Regions from separate parts of the Homo sapiens genome. Here region 2 is linked to region 1. A link is an interaction called in ENCODE POLR2A ChIA-PET data of the cell type or tissue named here. Cell type or tissue: PC-3. All regions are shown on one strand. Links, peaks and the distances in the headings refer to the core of each region. The heading gives the core; the rest is flanking DNA.

Region 1 (2,920 bases), core at 301-2,800:
TTCCAAGCACCTGCTGGGTGTAGGGCTGTGCCAAGTGTTGTGGGAAATAACAGGGATGAATAAAATCCTTTATGAATATTAATGCCTGTCTTTGCTCACCGCTAGATGGCAAGCTTCATGAGGGCAGAGAGAAGGTTTTAATTTGGGATAATATTCCCCTTCCCTAATCTTAACCTTGGAGAACATCTGAGCTGTGGGTCTGCAAGTTATTCCCAAGCTTTCCCTCTCTGCAAGGCATATGGGATTCTGTTGTGGATCCCTTTGCAATGCCTCTGTCTGCGTGGCAGGAGCTGAGTGACTGGAAAGCAGGAGCCCACTTAGCCCATTTGTCTCCGGGTAAGACAAAGGGGAGTGTCATCTCTACCAGCCTCCAGGCACAGTGGAGAGCTGGGCTGGCAGATCCAGCTGTTTCCTTGTAGCTGATGACCCACCAGCATGAGAAAGTGGGGCTGTGACAAGCCCACGAGGTGGAAGGTAGAAGACCCATGGGGGATGCCTGTGGTGGGTGGTGCTAATCTCAGAGGCATCTCTAACAGGGTTCCCTCCCTTACTTTCTCCTGTAGCTTGGGAGTGCCAGAAAGTGGGGGGAAATTGGGGATTGGTGCTGCTGCTGAGAGGTTTGGTTTTTTTTTAATCAAACGCCAGACTTGGATTTTGCCATTTTTTTCAATTAATGTCTTCTTTCTATTCTAGGATCCAATCTTGGGTACCACATTGCCTGGCTTCCCAGTCTCTTCTAATCTGTGACTGTTTCTCAGGCTTTCCTTACATTTTTCTTTCTTTTTTGAGACAGTCTCGCTCTGTCGCCAGGCTGGAATGCAGTGGCGTGATCTCAGCTCACTGCAACCTCCGCCTCCCGAGTTCAAGCGATTCTCCTGCCTCAGCCTCCCAAGTAGCTGGGATTACAGGCACACGCTGCCATGCCCAGCTAATCTTTGTATTTTTAGTAGAGACAGGGTTTCACCATGTTGGCCAGGATGGTCTCCATCTCCTGACCTTGTGATCCGCCCACCTCGGCCTCCCAAAGTGCTGCGATTACAGGTGTGAGCCACCGCGCCCAGCCCTTTCCTTACTTTTTAAAATGACCTTCACAGCCTTGAGGAGTCCTGGCCAGGTGTCCTGTAGAATGTCCCCAAATCTGGGTTTGTCCGAGGTTTTTTTTCATGGTTAGACTGGAGTTACAGATACTCAAAAAGAATACCCCAGAGGGGAAGTGCCCTTCTCATCACATCACATCAGTAGGTACCTGAGATCCACACAACATCACTGGCGACGATAATCTTCATCACTCCTTCATCACTTGGTTAATGTCATATTTGTTAGCCATCTCTACTATGAAGTTACTATGTTTTCCTTTTTTATACTCCATTTATTGGAGGCACATCACTAAGTCTAGCCCACTCTAAAGCGGAGGGGGGAGTATCTACATATGTTCAGTGGAGTCCTTTTTTCGGACAAGGTTCATAAGATTCTTAAGATGAAAGGCATCTCCCTTTACTTGGCTCTTTGCCAGGAATCTACGTGCGACATCTGCCATTCTCTCCATCCTACCTGCTATTTATCTTTGTTCACCACTGATCTTATTCCAAAAAGTTATTTCATGTGGATCATGGAAGTAAATGCAACCCCTAAAATAAAAACATGACTAGATGGGGGAAATTCAGGTAAAGAAAAAAAATAAGACAGGATGTAATATAAGGCCTTGTAAAGTAGATAGAATTTTGTGCCAAATTCAGCTCTGAACCTCCTGGTAGCCAAAGAAAAGTGGGAAACCTCTGTTCCAAGACTCATAGTGGTTATAAAATAAAGACAACCAGATTCCTTGGGAGAAGCATACCTTTTCCTGGTATTAGGATCTAAACAAAATGCCTTTTCTGTGCAGCCTCTTAAAAGATACACATTGTGTGATACATAGATAGAGCAGAGGTCAGGAAACTATAGGGCAGATCTGGTCTACCATCTGCTTTTGTAAATGAAGTTTTATTGTAATAGAGCCACACCCATTCATTTACATATTGCCTGTGGCTGCTTTCTCACTTTCTTACTCAAAGTTGAGTAGTTGTGACAGAGACCCTATGGCCCACAAAGCCTGAAATATTTACTCTCTGGTCTCTTGCAAAAAATGTTTCCCAATTCCTGATCCAGAGGACAACTCTTTAACCACCCCCTACCCCGGCTCCCACCAAAATAGGACTGCAGGACTAATGTGCATTTCTGGTAATGGCCTTCACGTTAGGCTGGTAGAGCAATTCTTGTTATAGTACATGAGAGAACCCCACTACAGGGGCCCAGAAGGCAATGCCTAAGAGCCACTCTTATATGCATAAGAGCTGGTTCTAGTCCCCTTTAGTTAGCTTATTCTCATTTAAATTTACGGCATGGTCTCATTTAAATTTACAGCATGGTAAACCTTACTGGTTAGAGGCAGGTGGTAATTGGTAATTGCAAGCTGTCTCTTGCTGCATTTCTCTGTGTGTTTATGGTGCCAGCAAAACCTGTGTGGTCCTTTTTATTATTATTGTTATTTTTTTAACAAATCATTGAGCCTGCTATAGAACAGCAAAATGGTTCTATGAGAACCAGGAGGAACTTTACCCCCCAAGGGACATTTGGTAATATCTGGAGACATTTTTATTTGTCATAATTGGGGGTTGGGGCTGATAGTATTACTGGCATCAAGTGGGTAGAAGCCAGGGATGCTTCTGAACATCCAGCAATGCACAGGACAGCCCCCCACAGCAAACAGTTATCTGACCCCAGAGGGCAATACTGCTGAGACTGAGAAGCCTTGTTTTATTTTCTTCATTTTATTTATTTATTTTTTTGAGACAGGGTCTCTCTCTGTCGCCCAGGCTGGAGTGCAGTGGCAGGATCCCAGCTCACAGCAACCTCCGCTTCCCGGGTGAAGCAGTCTTCTCAC
Region 2 (2,920 bases), core at 256-2,755, 58 kb after region 1:
AATAAAACCAGCCTTTCTCACTGGCCTCCTGCCATGGGACAGAAACAGCCTTCTTGACTTCCAGTGAGTTCTGCCGGCTAGAGACGTGACCTTGGGTGGTCACAGGGTACCCGTGGAGTAGGAAAAGCCTTTGTCCCTCTAAGCTGAGATAGAAACTGGATATGAAACCACAATGCAATGGAGAAGTCTGTCTCATTTCCTGAGCTCAGCCATTTCTCAGTGCCAGGCACTTTCAGCTCTTCCTTCCCTCTTCAAACAGGGTCACTTACCGTGTCCTGATGGTGGAATCCTCTACTTTGGTTTTTCTGGCCAGCAGTGTTTTCTTTAATGGGTTGGAGCAAAGGTTCTCAAAGGCCTACAGACCTGGGCCAGTCCCCCACAGAGTCAGCACCAGGACATGGTGAAATCAGAGAAACAGGGACAAAGTCGGGAGTTTTTATGAAGATAAATTAATTCTGAAATTGTCTGCCCTACTTTTTTCTGTGTCAGGATGCCCTTTCTTTTATGAAACAAGGGTGCTAGGAGTTGGCCATTTTTTTCAGTGTCCTTGTTTGTCAAAATCACCTATTTAATTTTCTTTTGAAATTTACTGGTCTGTGGACAGTGGCTGAGCCAGGATGAGAACTTGGATTTTGTAGTTCCAGGTTTGCAGTCTCTCCCCTCTGCCACCCCTCCCTGGAGAGGATCAGATGCAGGGGAGACAGGACGGCTGGCTGTAAATTATTGACGGGCTGCCATGTGGAAGAGGGGAAGCACTGGTTCTGTAACCAGGGAGCAGAGTCAGGGTCACTGGGTAGCAGTTTCAGAGGGGCATATTTCAAGTGGGTTAGAATAAACTCTTTGACAGGCAGGAATTCAACAATAGAATGGGCTACCCCACCCATGGTGGCCAGGCACAGGTGTGGCAGCCATATTTGGGCTGTTGGAGGGACTATCCCCGCCTGCGGGTACTGGTTAAGGATTTTGGCCTTGGATTCAAATCGACCTGGGTTTCAGCACTAGTTTTACCACTTTTTATCTGTGTGACCCGGGGCAAATCAGTTTCCTGCTGTTTAAAATGGGGGTAAATCACGCCTCCCTCAGAGTCCTGTGAGGATTGAAAGAAGGGGTGCCAGCCGGGCACAGTGGCTCACGCCTGTAATCCCAGTGCTTTGGGAGGCCAAGATGGGAGGATTGCTTGAGCTCAGGAGTTTGAGACCAGCCTTGGCAACATAGTGAGGCCTCGTCTCTACCGCTACTATTAATAATAAACTAGCTGGGCATAGTGGCATGTGCCTGAAATCTCAGCTACTCGGAAGGCTGAGGTGGGAGAATTGCTTGAGTCCAGGAAGTCAGCTGCAGTGAGCCAAGATCGTGCCACTGCACCCCAGCCTGGGTGACAGAGTGAGACCCTGTTTCAAAAATAAAAGAAAGAAGGGGTGCCCAGGCCACAAAAGGGCATTTTGTGAGATGTGGGCACATTCCTGGCACATCTGTCTCCAGGGAGTTTACTAATTCCTGGGGAATAAGGAATGCCACTCTCTGGTGGAGAGGAAGAGACTCACAGAGAAAAACAGTTTATGAGGCCGTGTGCGGTGGCTCACGCCTGTAATCCCAGCACTTTGGGAGGCCGAGGCGGGAGGATCACCTGAGGTCAGGAGTTTGAGACCAGCCTGGCCAACATGGGGAAACCCCATCTCTACTAAGAATACAAAAATTAGCCAGGTGTGGTGGCTCATGCCTGTAATCCCAGCTACTCGAGAGGCTGAGGCACGAGAATCGCTTGATTCCAAACATTCATTCATCCATATACCCATCCATCCATACACCTACTCATCCAACTCGTGTTCATCCAAACATCCATCCATCCATCCATCCATCCATCCATCCATCCATCCATCCATATATACATCCATCTATCCATTCATGCATCTATACATATACCTATTGATCAAATTCTTGTCCATCCATCCATCCACCTATTTATCCAACTTCTGTTCATCCAAACATCCACCTATCCATCTATCTACCCATCCATCCATTCATGCATGCATGCATCCATCCATACATACATACATACACTCACTCATCCGTCTATATACCCATCCATCCATGTATCTATTTATCTAATTCCTGTACATCCAAACATTCATTCATCCATATACCCATCCATCCATACACCTACTCATCCAACTCATGTTCATCCAAACATCCATCCATCCACCCATCCATCCATCCATCCATCCATCCATCCATCCATGTTTCAAGCAGAGAACAAGACAAAATCACTGCATTCATGAAGCTTAAATTGAGTGAGGCAGGGCTTGCAGATATAAATCAAATAATAGTAAATAAGGGTAAAATTGTGACAATGATAAGTGCTACAGACATAAAGGGCACATGGTGCTAGGAGAGTCCATCACAGGGCAATCTGACCTAGTCATGAAGGTCAGCAAAGGCTCTCCAAGTGACCATAGAACTGAGAACTACAGGGTAAGCAGGATTAAGTAGAAGAATTGGGGAGGAAAAAATGTTCAGGAAGAGAGGGAAGGGCACGCACAGGGCAAGATAAAGTTGGGAAGTAGGCCTGACCATGCAGTGCTCTTGGGCATGCTGAAGATTTTGATTTTGATTCTTAGAGGTTCTAAGCAAGGAGCAGGTGACAGGATCAGATTTGTATTTTTAAGAGATTATTTTGGCTGTGGTTACAGAAGATGGAAGCGGGGGATGGGATGAGCAAGTGTGAAAGCCGGAGGCCTGTGGGAAGCCAATGTAGATGTCCAGGAAATTCATGATGGAACCTTGGACTGGGGAGGTGATGGGGGGAGGGGAGGAGTGGATGGACTTGAGGGCCATTTAGGAGATAAAATGGACATGATTGGGCCATGGGTTTTGTGGGAAGGATAAGGGTGAGGGAGTTATCTAGGATGACACCCAGGTT

Evidence for each region. Peaks named below come from ENCODE experiments on the same cell type or tissue, not always from the same donor. Only the 100,000 strongest peaks of a DNase experiment are listed, where the experiment ranks them.
Region 2: POLR2A ChIA-PET joins it to region 1 with 8 read pairs; 6 of 35 experiments call an interaction of 5 or more read pairs at or near these places.

Annotation. Positions count from the first base shown.
Region 1 is chr22:31,865,621-31,868,540 of GRCh38, forward strand. The region is part of intron 33 of DEPDC5 (DEP domain containing 5, GATOR1 subcomplex subunit); the gene reads left to right. Among named protein-coding and RNA genes, the nearest start is that of YWHAH, 77 kb to the right of the region's middle. In PC-3, for the core only: no CTCF peak of the experiment used is centred there; no DNase peak of the experiment used is centred there; H3K27ac peaks cover 1,597 bases.
Region 2 is chr22:31,923,229-31,926,148 of GRCh38, forward strand. LOC105372998 (a long non-coding RNA gene) reads right to left here. Exons shown (of 3, transcript XR_001755494.2): 3 at 2,067-2,920. Among named protein-coding and RNA genes, the nearest start is that of YWHAH, 20 kb to the right of the region's middle. In PC-3, for the core only: no CTCF peak of the experiment used is centred there; no DNase peak of the experiment used is centred there.